Regions from separate parts of the Homo sapiens genome. Here regions 2 and 3 are each linked to region 1. A link is a loop called in an ENCODE intact Hi-C map of the cell type or tissue named here. Cell type or tissue: Caco-2. All regions are shown on one strand.

Region 1 (5,000 bases):
CACATCTGTACGTTTAAAGATGTTCAAATGTTACTATATATTGCTTACAGTTTTATGTCTGTAAAATATAAAAATATAGTCAATTACTGTCTATCTCTGGTGATGGAGAGTAAACAATGAAATGGGGATGCTTTAGCTGGCACTAAAATATTTTCTTTCTCAAAAAATAAAAAGGTAACTAAAGGAAAGATAGTGTTAAGGATAATACTTCTTAGATCTAGTGGATGAACCCCTTGGTCATTGTCATTGTTTTCATTTCTTCTGAATTGCTGAGATATTACACAACTAAACATATTTGAGAAAAAAAGAGAAAAGGGCAAAATCTGGAACTTAGATTATATCTAGCACTGTTCTATTGATATATTTCATTTATATTAATTTATGCACTAAATGAATGTTTCTACTAAAAATACAAAAATTAGCTGGGCATGGTGGCACATGCCTGTAATCCCAGCTACTTGGGAGGCTGAGGCAGGAGAATTGCCTGAACCTGGGAGGCAGAGATTGCAGTGAGCTAAGATCATGCCTCTGCTATAATAGATTATCTGATATAATAGATTATCTCTTCCATTTAAAGTTTTTTCTTAATTAATCTCCAGCCCTACCGTTATTGATGTGTCTCCATCCAGTGTTTGCCAAAACTAAAATTGATTCACTGGCACCTTTCTGTCTGTCCCTTCCAACTCTCTCCTCACCCGCAAGCCAAGAATGTTGCCAGCCAAAGTTCTGCAATTGACAGGTTTGTTGGTAATGGTGGGTCTGGGGTATTTTTCTGCTCCCGCCCGCTAGTGTGGACTCAGACCCTGGGTCCACCTTCACACTGACTTTCTTAGGACTTAGGAGGGAGAAATACCCTCAACCTTGGGGCTAATGATGTGACCCTTGCTCAGCGACTCTAAAACCGCAAATACTCTTCTAGCCAAGGTCAGAGGTCAGCTACCCATGGGGGACAGGAGGGCAGCAGAATGGACACCATAATTGGATAAATCTGTTAAATTTTCATATTCCCCATTTATTTGCTGTTCATTTAGGCAACATCTGCTCTCTGTTTCTCAGCCTATTCACAATTGTGAATTTACAATTCACAGCCTATTACCACTATCATCCCCAAGTCTCTCCGCGTTTAATAGTTCAACACACACTTACTCAGGGTACCGAGGTCCAGATATGAGGGCTGGCACTGAAAATTTCATGGAGAGTAAGACCTATGCCTAGCCCTGGCGAAGATTTCTCTTTTATGGGTGAGAAAGACGCACACTGGAGGTAGAAACCATCTGAGCTACTTTGTTCTTTAGACGTTTCTGGTTTATGTTCTTTTTACATCTTAGTTCAATTCCAGCTTTCTTGTGAAGATTTCCCAGATTTGTCTCCTCTGGGTTCAAATATACATATCCATGTTGTTACCAGGCATTAGATCTGGCACTTAGCCCCTCCCTGCATTGTCTGGGGAAAGACCACAGACATAGACAAAATAACCTGGGTCTGGTCCCTGATCCATCTTCTTAGCCGTGTGATTTTCCTTCAACTCTCAAATCCTCTGTCCTTTCCTTTGTCAAAGGAGGGTAATCCCCATGCCTCACAGAGCTGTCATGAGTATTCCATGAGATAATGTATAAGGCGACCAGCCTGGGGTCTGTCTTACCCATAGTCACTCATTAATTATTGGTTTCTGCCTTATTTTTTTCATATCTTTATTTCTTCTTCATCTATCAAAGAGTTAGTCTATCAACTCTAATTTCTCAACTGCCTCTAAGATGCTTAGATTCTGATATATTGTTCTTTGATTATTAGAAAACTAGTTATCGCCTATGTATATTTTATTTTCTGAGCATGATTGTAAGTTTCTTGAGAGTTCTTATAATTTTGGCATCCTCGCTGTGCTCCAGGCAGTGAGGTCTCTCTGTGTATATCACTCATCTATGTGTCATCTCTATGTCTGTTTGTCCTGTTTTCCATTACTAACGCAGACTCCTTGAGAGTATAAATTATAAAACTTCCTGGCCATATTTCTTCAGTGTTTGCTACATTGTTGTACAAAGGGGAGTTTGAGAAACATTCAGAGTGGTCGGGAATGACAAGCCGTCTTCCACCATAGGCCCAGCTTTCTTTAAACACTATTTCTAGAATTACTTATATTCAGAATAATTAATCTTCCATTGAAGCACTCAGTTAGAGTGCAATGTTCCTCAGATATCCTGTTCTGATAATAGCATGATTCCAAGTTGTCGTCATTTTATTCGTTTGATTGATCCTTGGAGCGTGTACCCATGAACTGTTTATGGCAAGTAATTGAATTTCAAATCTTATCTCTCTATTATAATCTGATATGCATTCCTACTGTGCTTTGGTTCCAAATATAATAAAAATCACATTTCTGAAATCCAAATTTTACCTCCAGGGATCTTTCTGCTCTTGTTAATGAACAGTTTATGTACACTGAACTCTCTGAAAGAGTTTAGTCAAACAGTCCTCAACCCTTCCACTCTTTGAAAACTCATTATTAATACATACTAATACCTAAACAAACAGCAAGTCCTTTGTCATGAGAAACACTCCCCCAGGCCGAAGGAGTTTAATATTTAGAAAATGACACTCACTCTGTCATTCTTCAGAGAACTTACTTCTATCAGTAAACATATATTCAGTTATTATTTTCCCAGAGAGCAAATATGACTAAGGTATTACAGCATTTCCTTGTTGGTGCTCAAACAGTCAAAGTACTGCCTCTTTAAGTGGGATCTTATCCCCCAAGTTAACAATTTAGTTAATAAGTGTTTAGTTTGAACCTCTTCTAACACTTAACACCTTGACTCAAGTAGGCCCTTGGTCCCTGGTTGTCTCAAGGATCTGTCTGAAGACTTTCAAAAATCTAAGTTTAGTAACATTATTACTATAGCACAAAATCAGTCTCTCTCTCTCTCTTTTTTTTTTGAGACAGTCTTGCTCTGTAGCCCAGGCTGGAGTGCAGTGGCGCAATCTTGGCTCACTGTAGCCTCGATCTCCTGAGCTCAAGCCATCCTCTTGCCTCAGCCTCCCGAGGAGCAGGGACTATGGGCATGTGCCACCACATTCGGCTAATTTTTGTGTTTTTGTTTTGTAGAGTTAGGGTCTCACTATGTAGTCCAGGCTGGTCTCAAACTTGTGGGCCCAAGCAATCCTCCCACCTTGGTCTCCCAGAGTGCTGGGATTATAGGCATGAGCCACTGCGCCCGGCCAAAGTCAGTCTTGAGCCAGTTAGGAAGAGTGCTGCCTGCCACACATGAGCTTTGAAAACAAAAAACAAAAAACCTAAAAGTTTGGCTGGGCACGGTGGCTCATGCGTGTAATCCCAGCACTTTGAGAAGCCAAGGCACTTGAGGTCAAGAGTTGGAGACCAGCCTGGCCAACATGGTGAAACCCTGTCTCTACTAAAAATACAAACAAATTAGCCAGGGGTGGGGGCGCACACCTGTAATCCCAGCTACTCAGGAGGCTGAGGCAGGAGAATCACTTGAACCCAGGAGGCAGAGGTTGCAGTGAGCCGAGATTGCGCCACTGCACTCCAGCCTGGGCGACAGACCAAGACTCTATCTCAAAAACAAACAAACAAACAAAAAACAAAAAAAAACCCTAAAAGTTTGTTTTATAAGTAATGAAAGTGTATATTACATCTCTGAATAGACTTTAAACCACTTGGCTTGCTTGCATCAAGGACTAACTCTGAATTATCTGGTTTCTAATGGCTATAATTGATAGCTTGAAAAAATTGTGGTTCTTCTGGGTGCAGTGTGGGTATGTGTTTCAACATGTTAAAATAAATGACTTTGTTGTATAACAGCTTCTGGATTTGTTTGAGATATTAAAGATTAATTTATGTAACCTAATGAAGCATGCTGAGCTCCAGGTTCCTTAAAACAGAAGTGAGGCCTATGTATAAGAAAAAAAGAAGGAAAAATCCTGATTCACCCCTGTCTCCCAGCCCTCCCTATTCTTACGGCCTGAGCATTTCTTCCCTAGGATGGAGGGGCCTTGACACTTGAGGTGTCTGTGCCCTTTGGGCTGTGAATTGTCTGTCCCGAGCACACATTTTAAATCCTTTGTTTAGATCCCTTCTCTAAAAGTAAAACAAAACCAACAAAACCCCCAGCAACTTAGCTGAGCATGGTGGAATATGCCTGTAGTTGCAGCTATTGGGAGGCTGAGGTGGGAGGATAGCTTGAGCCCAGGAGTTTGAGGCTGCAGTGAGCGGTGATTGTACCACTGCACTCTAGCCTGGGTGACAGAGTAAGACCCCAACTCCAATGCTAAAAAAAGAAAAAAGAAAAAGAAAAAATTGTTCAGGAATGAGTTAGGTTCTAGAAATTAATTTGAGCATTCAAGATATGCATCAAAGTGGCCCTACCCTTTGACTGGGGTTCTGCCTTCTTTGTGATTTCTTGGCCGTGTGTTTCTCCACTCATAGCCTCTAGTTTTGATTGAGAGTAAGCTTGTTCCTTGTGGGGAGAGGGGACACCCCTCTAGTGACTGTTAATTCATTAGTGGGAACTTATATCCCATTTGCTCATTTTCAGTAAGTTTCTGAAATGGGGGCGTGATCACTGGTGGCATGCTCTCCTGATCAGTACTTAGTTAAGCATAATCTTAGAAGTAGTAATAGCAATAATAATAATAGTTAACATTAATTGAGCATTTAATTTGTGTTACGTGCCATAGTATTAAGTGCATATCATATGGTCATTTAATTCTTTTTTCTAATTTTTTTAATTTTTTTTTTTTGAGACGGAGTCTTGCTCTGTTGCCCAGGCTGGAGTGCAGTGGTGCGATTTCAACTCACTACAACCTCTGCCTCCTGGGCTCAAGCAATTCTCCTGCCTCAGCCTCCCTAATAGCTGGGATTACAGGTGCTCTCCACCAGGCCTGGCTAATTTTTGTGTTTTTAGTAGAGATGGGGTTTCACCATGTTGGCCAGGCTGGTCTCAAACTCCTGACCTCATGATCTGCCTGCCTTAGCCTCCCAAAGT
Region 2 (5,000 bases), 160 kb before region 1:
TGAGGGAAAATAATAATCCTTAGGTTCTAACAACAGGTCGTTTGTATGAAATTATTTAAAGATGTAAAATATTATACATATATTTATATGCACAAGATAAGACAGAGGAAGACGTAGGGAGGGAGAGAAAGAGAGGAATGTTTTGATTAAATAACAGACTGCTGAGTCACGTTTCCTGAGTTTAAATCCCACTTCTGTTACTGGCTGTGTGACCTTGGGCACAGTTTTTTGATCTCTTTAATTCTCAGTTTTTGGTGAAATGTGAACAAGAATAGTCTTCTTCATGGTATTATTGTAAATATGAAATAAGATGTATGTAAAGTACTGGACACACAACTCATATGCACGGAATTTTAAGGTTTTTTTTTTTTTTTTTTTGAGACAGGGTCTTCCTCTGTTGTCCAGGCTGGAGTGCAGTGGTGCAATCATAGCTCCCTGCAGCCTCGAACTCCTGGGCTCAAGTCATCCTCCTGCCTCAGCCTCCTGAGTACCTGGAACTACAAGTGTGCATCACCATGCCTGGCTAATTTAAAAATTTTTAAGAGACAGGGTCTCCTTTGGGAGGGCGAGGCGGGTGGATCATTTGAGGTCAGGAGTTCGAGACCAGCCTGACCAATATGGTGAAACCCAGTCTATACTAAAAATACAAAAAATTAGCAGGGCATGGTGGCAGGCGCTTGTAGTCCCAGCTACTGGGGAGACTGAGACAAGAGAATTGCTTGAACTCGGGAGGTGGAGGTGGCAGTGAGCCGAGATCGTGCCACTGCACTTCAGCCTGGGCAACAGAGCGAGACTCCATCTCAAAAAAAAATTGAAAAATAAAATAAAGAAATAAAAAAAGAGAGTCCCACTATGTTGCTCAGGCTTGAATTTTACGTATTAATATCTAATATTTGCTAAGCACCTGCTGTGTCAGGCAGTGTTCAAAGTTTTATTATCATTATTATTAATTTTATTTCATTTTATTGTTTTATTGAGACAAGGTCTTGCTCTGTTGCCCAGGCTGGAGTGCAGTGGTGTGATCACCGCCCACTGTAGCTTCAATCTTCTGGGCTCAAGTGATCTCCTACCTCAGCCTACCAAGTGGCTGGGACTACGGGCATGCACCACCAGGCCTGGCTAATTTTTTAATTTTTTATAGGGATGAGGATTTTCCATGTTGCCCAGGTTTGTCTTGAACTCCTGGGCTCAAGTGATCTGCCCACCTTGGCCTCCCAAAGTGTTGGGATTACAGGTGTGAGCCACCGCACCCAGTCATTATTATTTATTATCTCATTAAATCCTCTCAGCAATCCTTGAGTCGGTGTTTGTTTCACAGATGAACTAACAAATGTGACTCTTTGCACAATGTTACCCATGTGAGTAGCTTTTGCTCAGTAAATTATTCAATCGTTCATTAATTGAATTGTGCAAATGTCATGAGTGACATATCTAATGTACTGAGCACAAAAATACTGGTATGTTAAACGGAGTGCAGCCCTACTGTTTGTTGTCATGTGTTTGTACATGCCTGGTGCCTTTCCCACTTCGGAAGTGGGGCAGAGAACCCAGGGGAACAGTCTGAGGTAGGCTCTGGATTTGGGGCAAAGGCTGCCATTGTCATCTAATGACAGTGTTCCACAGTTAGAGCTGCAGTTGCTGGAGAGCAGCTTCTCCCTTGTAATTAACCGTTTGGCTGCTGAGCCTAGGGTGGCTTTGAAAGACACCCAGGTGACAGTGGGGTGCCTGTGGTCCCAGACTGTGGAATTACACGGAGTCAAGAGCTAAATAGCCTCTCCCATCTACTCATTTTCTCTTAAATTACATGTGATTAGGAATATAATTACCACTCCTTACTCTTCCCCCTCAAAACACTATTTTCCTTTCTTCGCACAGCGCTTTGATAGGGAAAAAAACAAACCAAGGTTGTGCTCAGCGGTGGGCAAGGCTGAGGATGGGAGCGAGAAGCCAGGCGGTGACAGAGGGGATGGAGCCCACCCTCTGTGGCACTGGCGAGCTTGGAAGTTCAAAAACAAAAAAATCCAAGGGCAAGAGTGGTAATTAGAAAATGTATGCAAAACGCTTTGATTATTGAAATCGTACCTGCCTAGGGGTCCTGGGAGAGCCTGAAATGATATGTGTGCTCACGTTAGAATTACAAAGCTCAGCTGTTGATCTTCTTATTTTGGGAATGTCTATCCCTCTAATTACTTTACAGTCCAAATGATTTAAAAAAAAAAAAAAAAAAGAGCAGGGAGCAACAGACAAGCCCAAATTGCTGTGTTTAAAGGAGCAGGGCTGTCTGTTTGCGTGGGGCTGTCTCCCTGTAATGAGAACCACCGCTGAGAGCTGTTTAGACAAACGGGCTCAGCGCTCCGGAGCCGCGCGGGCCTCCAAATGCAAGGGTTTGTTCTGCTGGGGCAGCGTCTGTCGCGAAAGCAGCGGCGGGGAGGAAGCGCAGAGCTGTGTTTTGAATTAATGGGTTCAGCTTCATGTTGAGCACAAGTGGGAGGCTATTTTAGAGAAACCTTCCCAGGCCAGCCGTCACTGATGTGGCAAACTCAGCCTCTGGGCAGACCGGCTGGAAATAGAAACGTCTCCGCTTCACGATGGCGCACGCCCGGACGTCCCCTTCCGAGAGCGGGTCCCCTTTGTCCCCCGAGGCCCCGCCGCCCTGTGTCACGTCCCCACCTCGCTCTGGGTCCACTGATCTCTTGATGCACGCGTCCCATCAGCAGCAGCCGAAAGAGGGTGCTCGGGCGGGAGTGAAATCCCTGTGAAATGTGATCAAGAACACAAAATGCTGAGGCAGCTCCAGCTAACATCAGCGCTCAGTCTCCCCGCCCAGGTGGGATCCTCCAAGCGCCTCAACGCACCGCCCATCCCGGTGCCAGGTGTAAATGCGCCCCAGCAACACGTGGCTCTAGGAGCCGCAGGGATGGCATCCCCTTGCTGCAGAAGACTCAGCCACGTGAGGTCAATGTTCATTTCCGCAGAGGTGCCTCTCTCTGGGGGGGCCTATATGTGAATCCACCTAGGAGGAGCTCGCTGAAGAATTGGTATTATTAAAGATAGCTTAGCTCGAGCAGATTTTCTCACGTTTCTAAGCGACTCGGAGAGGACTTACACCAAAGGCATTTCGCTTTTGCATTGATTTCTTAATTAAAAAATATCTTTCTTTTTCCTTTGGCCCAGGCTGAAAGACCTTGGAATTTCTTGTGAAAGTCCTGGGGGAGGTGGGGGGTGGCGAGGGGGTTTTCAGAGCATTGAAATCACTTTTCTCAGATAACTGGAAAGAGACCCCCAACTTCTTGATGACTACATGGACAGATGGATTCCTTATTTGCAAAATCTTGAGTGTTTCTAACTTGTTCTGGAGAAGGAAGAGCAGATGAAGTCAATACAACCCAGGCACATAAGTTAATTTTCCAAGTTGATGAACTTGGCCACATTTCTACAACATTAAGTCTCCCCTTTGATGCTTGAAGAATTAATTCCCGCCCCCCCAGCCCACCGTGTAAAACATCTACACATATTATTTTTTACTGTTGTTGCTGTTAAGGGAAATTTTTTGACCTAGTAAATTTAAAATCCAAAGGAGTGATATGATATAGTGTATACATAAGATACAATGAATTCTCTGTGATGCAGTTGTATTAATCCATATTCTCAACTGTGATGAGGAAATACATGAATCCTTCCATTTTTTCCCCCATACAAAATCATGTTTGCTTGTTTGTTTGTTTGTTTGTTTTGAGAGGGAGTTTTGCTCTTGTTGCCCGGACTGGAGTGCAATGGCGTGATCTTGGCTCACCACAACCCTCCGCCTCCCGGGTTCAAGCGATTCTCCTGCCTCAGCCTCCCAAGTAGCTGGGATTACAGGCATGCACCACTCCACCTGGCTAATTTTATATTTTTAGTAGAGACGGGGTTTCTCTATGTTGGTCAGGCTGGTCTTGAACTCCCAACCTCAGGTGATCCACCCGCCTCGGCCTCCCAAAGTGCTGGGATTACAGGTGTGAGCCACTGTGCCCAGCCTAACAAAGTAACTTTTTTGTTTTTGCTTTTTTGCTTTTTTTTTTTTTTTTGAGACAGAGTCTTTGCTCTGTTGTCCAGGCTGGAGTGTAGTGGCACGATCATAGCTCACTGCAGCCTTGACCTCACTGGCCAAGAGAGCCTCCTACCTCAGCCTCCTGAGTATCTGGGACTACAGGCACATGTCACCACACATGGTTAATTTTAAAATTTTATTTTTAGTAGAGACGAGGTTTCATTATCTTGCCCAGTATGGTCTTGAGCTCCTGAGCTCAAGTGGTCATCCCACCTCAGCCTCCCAAAGTGCTGCGATTCTGGGTGTAAGCCACCACATCTGACCTGTAATATTTTTGGTATTTATACAGTATCATGCTTTGCAAAGAGCAATCATATTTAATAATTTAATTTCTTGCCTTCCCGCTTAATCCTCTGGAAAAGTTGGACTGCTTGTGTGGTAAATTCCAGTTTATAGGTGGGCAAGATTGTTGTGTGCTTGTTACCTTCACTTGGGCCAATGGGAAAGAGGTTGGAAACCACCTATTGATCATGTCTAATTTGTGCATATTTCCACTGACCTGTGTTGCCAACCCTGACACAGGCCAGGCTGTGAACCAATTATACCTGAGATCAATAGCAGCTCTTCATATAGTGGGTGTTCTTGCCAGACTGACAGTCTGTTAAAGGCAGATGTAATGGCTAGATGCAGAGTCTAGCCAAGAAAGGATTTTGCAGTGCTGTATGTTGGGTCATTAAATATCTGGCATAAGAGAAAGTTAAACTTATAAGATGGTAGCATCACCTCTTGGGACTAGGCAGAAATTTAGTGGATTTTTGCAGAATACCAGAAAGTGGAAAATTTGAAGTTAAATTTGATTTATATATTGAATTTTAAGACTGATAGAATATAACTTTTTCTCTCTTTCCTCCTATCTTTTCCCAAAACCAAATTAAAATGAATGATGATAACAACTGGGCTTTTAAATTAT
Region 3 (5,000 bases), 110 kb before region 1:
AGTGTCTCTGCCCGACCGCCACCCCGTCTGGGAGGTGAGGAGCGTCTCTGCCCGGCCACCCCGTCTGAGAAGTGAGGAGCCCCTCCGCCCGGCAGCTGCCCCGTCTGGGAAGTGAGGAGCCCCTCTGCCCTGCAGCCGCCCAGTCTGGGAAGTGAGGAGCGTCTCCGCCCAGCAGCCGCCCCGTCTGGGAGGGAGGTGGGGGGCAGCCCCCGCCCGGCCAGCTGCCCCATCTGGGAGGTGAGGGGCGCCTCTGCCCGGCCGCCCCGTCTGGGAAGTGAAGAGCCCCTCTGCCCGGCTGCCACCCCGTCTGGGAGGTGTACCCAACAGCTCATTGAGAACGGGCCATGATGACGATGGCGGTTTTGTCGAATAGAAAAGGGGGAAATGTGGGGAAAAGAGAGATCAGATTGTTACTGTGTCTGTGTGGAAAGAAGTAGACATGGGAGACTCCATTTTGTTCTGTACTAAGAAAATTCTTCTGCCTTGGGATGCTGTTAATCTATAACCTTACCCCCAACCCCGTGCTCTCTGAAACATGTGCTGTGTCCACTCAGGGTTAAATGGATTAAGGGCGGTGCAAGATGTGCTTTGTTAAACAGATGCTTGAAGGCAGCATGCTCGTCAAGAGTCATCACCACTCCCTAATCTCAAGTACCCAGGGACGCAAACACTGCGGAAGGCCGCAGGGTCCTCTGCCTAGGAAAACCAGAGACCCTTGTTCACATGTTTATCTGCTGACCTTCCCTCCACTATTGTCCTATGACCCTGCCAAATCCCCCTCTCCGAGAAACACCCAGGAATGATCAATAAATACTATATAAAAAAAATAAATAAATAAAAATTAAAATTAAAAAAAAGTTTCTTTGAAATACACATAGATTTATCAATACTTCCTTTCTATAAACTTTCAAAGGTTCCTGCAGTCATAGACATTTTGAAAAATGAGATGTATAGAATTACCTTGATGTGGTTAGTTTGGTTTGGTCTATCGCCTTTCTTAAAATACCACATTGCTTTCTCAGCTGGCCACCAAATATCACCAGAAAGTTATTAGTTCATCTGATTGGTAGACGTATTAGGGTTCAGAGATGTTCAGATTCAACCTTAATTGACCTCATGCAATTAAATTCCCCATAAAAGGAAAATGTCCACAAAATATTTGAATGTTTGTACTTTCATGATACCTGAAATTCTCAAATGGTAATTTTTTTTAAGCTAGGCTTTTGTTTCTACTACAATTTGGCTTCTAACATTTCCCATTATGTTCATGTGTGTCTGTGTGTATATACTTAAAGAAGTGCTAAGGCCAGGCATGGTGGCTTATGTCTGTAATCCCAGCAATTTGGGAGGCTGAGATAGGAGGAACACTTGAGGCCAGAAGTTCAAGACCAGCCTGGTCAACATAGTGAGACCCTTGTTTCTAAAAAAATTTTTAAATATTACCCAGGTGATATGGTTTGACTGTGCCCCGACCCAAATCTTGAATTGTAGCTACCATAATTTCCATGTGTCATGGGAGGGACCTGGTGGGAGGTAATTGAATCATGGGGGCAGGTCTTTCCCAGGTTGCTTTCATGATAGTGAATAGGTCTCACGAGATCTGATGGTTTTATAAAGGGGAGTTCCCCTACACATGCTCCCTGTCTTGCCTGCCGCTATGTAAGACGTGACTTTGCTCCTCCTTTGCCTTCTGCCATGACTATGAGACCTCCCCAGCCGCATGGAACTGTGAGCCCATTAAACCTCTTCTTCATTATAAATTACCCAGTCTCAGGCATGTCTTTATTAGCAGTGTGAGAACAGACAAATACACCAGGCATGGTGGTGTGTGCCTGTAGTGCTACTCAGGAGGATGAGGTGGGACGATTATTTGAACCTAGGAGTTAGAGGCTGCAGTGAGCTAGGATCATGCCACTGCACCCCAGCCTGGGTGACAGAGTGAGATCCTATCTCAAAATAAATAAATATTAATAAATAAAATAAAATAAAGTAAGTATTTACTAGGTGATGTATTTATTAGATATGTATTTATCTGATAATTTTCTGAAGATATAATTTGATAGGGTGGGAGGAGGAAAAGGTAAATATGACTTCTAAAACAAAAAATTCTATATGCTGAAATCTTTGCTGAGTATCTTCTTGTTCAAGAAGAGAGAGTGAGCATACTTATCAACCTTCATGCTTTCTCAAGGTCCCACTGAAATGACTGAAACTATTACCCATCTGTTGTCTGTCTGTCTATTAATCTATCCAATGAAACCACAGTGCTGGACATCAATAAAGGAATCACAGAGCGTGAAATACATGCTGGTAGAAAGAAAGCAGATGGACAAATATGAAAAGCAAACAAAAGTAAAAACAGAGGAGGAGATTCTAGAGATAAGAGAGGGCTGGAGAAGCTCCAAGCTCAGAGTCATCCAACACAAAGGACAGGGATGGGTCAGAGGGCACCCATCAGAGTGTTTATTTAAAGTTCTGAATTCAGGACTTTGGAACCCCCTTCTTCAACTAGAGCTTTTCCTTCTCCTCTCTTTCTTCTCTAGTCCACCGTGCAATTTCAAAGCAAACATGGGCAAATTATGGCAAGTGGATAAAACCAAATCATCTCTAAAGAACCCTAACCCTTTAGAGTAAGGGGATATAGGTGCTGGGCCTAAAGAAAAAAGCTGGAGGTAACCCTGGGCCTGAGGAACAAAGGCTAAGTAAGACAGCTTTGCTCAGGTGTGAACTACACCAAAGTTCTTTATTCCCTAACAATCTTGGGGATCTCTAGGTTGCCTGGTCTATACAATAGGGAAGGCTGCCTGACAGCACTCCCACTCACTTACCCAGTGTATGCACAGAACTCCCTCACTTAAGAAAGAGTCCCGAGAAACCCATGCTATCTGTGCTAATCAGCTTTGTCCTTGAGCCATAGGTATTGACATGGTTTGGCTCTGTTTGGCTCTCCCAAATCTCATGTTGAATTGTAATCCCTGGGGATTATAGGGGAGGGACCTGGTGGGAGGTGACTGGATCATGGAGGCAGATTTCCCCCTTGCTGTTCTTGTGATAGTTAATGAGTTCTCATGAGATCTGGTGGTTTTAAAAGTGTGTGGCACTTTCCCCTTCACGCTGTCTCTCTTCTGCTGTGTGTGAAGAAGGTGCTGGCTTCCCCTTTGCCGTCTGCCACGACTGTAAGTTTCCTGAGGCCTCCCAGTCATGCTTCCTGTACAGACCGCAGAACTGTGAGTCAAACCTCTTTTCTTCATAAATTACCCAGTCTCAGGTAGCTCTTTATAGCAGTGTGAGAATGGACTGATACAGATATAACACTAGATATTTGATTATGCCAATTTCAGAAAAGGGAAGGATTAATATGAACAAACAGAACAACAGATTCTGAAGAAAATAGATATAACTCAGGGAACTAAAAATAACTAAAAAAAAAAAAAACCCCTTTTTTTAGTGTTCTCGGAACAATTTAGGATGATATGGATGACATTACATTCCTAAAATAAGAACAAGTTGTTGTGACCCAAGAACAGTCAGAGAACAAGAAGAGCTCCTGATAATTAAAACATGAACTTTTTCTTTGAGACAGGGTCTCGCTTTGTCACCCAGGCTGGAGTGCAGTAGCATGATCACGGCTTACTGCACCCTTGACCTCCCAGCCACCAGGCCTGGCTAATTTTTTTATTTCTATTTTTTATAGAGATGGTGTATTAGTTGTTATTTCACTGTTATAAAGAAATACTGAAGACTGGGTAGTTTATAAAGAAAAGAGGTTTAACTGGTTCACAGCTGCACAGGCTCTGTAGCAAGCATGGCTGGGGAGGCCTCAGGAAACTTATGATCATGACAGAAGGCGAAGGGAAGCAAGCACATCTTACAAGGCTGGAGCAGGAGGAAGAGAGAGAGGCAGGTGCTGCACACTTTTAAACAACCAGATCCCAGGATAACTCACTCACTGTCATGAGAAGGGCACAGAGGGGATGGTGCTATAGCATTCATGAGAACCCTACTCCCATGATCCAAACACCTCCCACGAGGTCCCACCTCCAACACTGGGGATTACAATTTGACATGAGATTTGGGTGGCAACACAGAGCCAAACCATTTAAGATGGGGTCTTGCTATGTTGCCCAGGCTGGTCTCAAACTCCTGGCCTCAAGCAATCCACCTGCCTCAGCCTCCCGAAGTGTTGTAATTACAGGCATCAGACACTGTGCCCAGCCTCTGAAGACCTTTTTAAACTACAGATTGCCGGGCCCCAATTTCAAGGATTCTGATTCAGTAAATCTGGGGTGGGACTGGGGATTTTGCATTTTTAACAAGTCCCCAGGTGGTGCCAATGCTGCTGGTCTAGGGACCACACTTTGAGTAGCAAGAGGTAAACAAAGCTGATTTGAATTTTGGCTTTACCCACTACAGGCTGTATGAGCTTGGGCAAGTTACTCAATTTTTATGCCCTGTGGTTTGTTCAACCTATGACATGAGAGTTATTGTAGTTCCTGTCTTTTTCAATTATTGTGAAGATTAGACGAGATAAGGTATGCAATTAATACACTTAATACAGTGTCTAGCACATACCAAGAAGTCAATGAGTGTTTGCTGTAATTATGATGAAACCATACTTTTCTAATGGCTGATCAGGTCTGAGAGGCCGGGATAGAATGTCAGCTGCGGGAAAATAAGATTCTAATCATTTCTTCTAGATCTCATTCTTGCATGAAAATCTCCTTTAATACTGGACCAGCAGAGAAAAATAACTAGCTAGCTAGCTTTAAATCATGTTTCTCACCTGGTGCAGTGGCTCATGCCTATAATAGCAGCACTTTTGGAGGCCAGGCGGGTGGATCACTTGAGCCCAGGAGTTCAAGACAAGCCTGGGTGATGTGGCCAATCTCTACAAAAAGTACAAACATTAGCTGGGTGTGGTGGCCTGCACCTGAAGTCCCAGCTACTCCAGAGGCTGAGGTGGGAGGATCACCTGAGCCCAGGGAGGGTTCAGGCTGCAA

The links. A loop is a pair of places that touch in the nucleus more often than their neighbours do. Peaks named below come from ENCODE experiments on the same cell type or tissue, not always from the same donor. Only the 100,000 strongest peaks of a DNase experiment are listed, where the experiment ranks them.
Region 2: a loop joins it to region 1, with 1.9 times the contacts of the local background. A loop is called at or near these places in 1 of 110 quality-filtered maps.
Region 3: a loop joins it to region 1, with 1.8 times the contacts of the local background. A loop is called at or near these places in 1 of 110 quality-filtered maps.

The regions. Positions count from the first base shown.
Region 1 is chr10:28,881,997-28,886,996 of GRCh38, forward strand. No RefSeq gene overlaps it. Among named protein-coding and RNA genes, the nearest start is that of C10orf126, 38 kb to the left of the region's middle. In Caco-2, no CTCF peak of the experiment used is centred here; DNase peaks (open chromatin) are centred at 2,555 and 2,965.
Region 2 is chr10:28,719,784-28,724,783 of GRCh38, forward strand. The region is part of intron 2 of LOC107984170 (a long non-coding RNA gene); the gene reads left to right. Among named protein-coding and RNA genes, the nearest start is that of LINC01517, 21 kb to the right of the region's middle. RefSeq lists an enhancer at 2,201-2,702. In Caco-2, no CTCF peak of the experiment used is centred here; DNase peaks (open chromatin) are centred at 2,438 and 2,648; H3K4me3 peaks cover 1,177 bases.
Region 3 is chr10:28,771,848-28,776,847 of GRCh38, forward strand. All of the region lies in intron 2 of LINC01517 (long intergenic non-protein coding RNA 1517), which reads left to right. Among named protein-coding and RNA genes, the nearest start is that of LINC00837, 22 kb to the right of the region's middle. In Caco-2, no CTCF peak of the experiment used is centred here; a DNase peak (open chromatin) is centred at 2,434.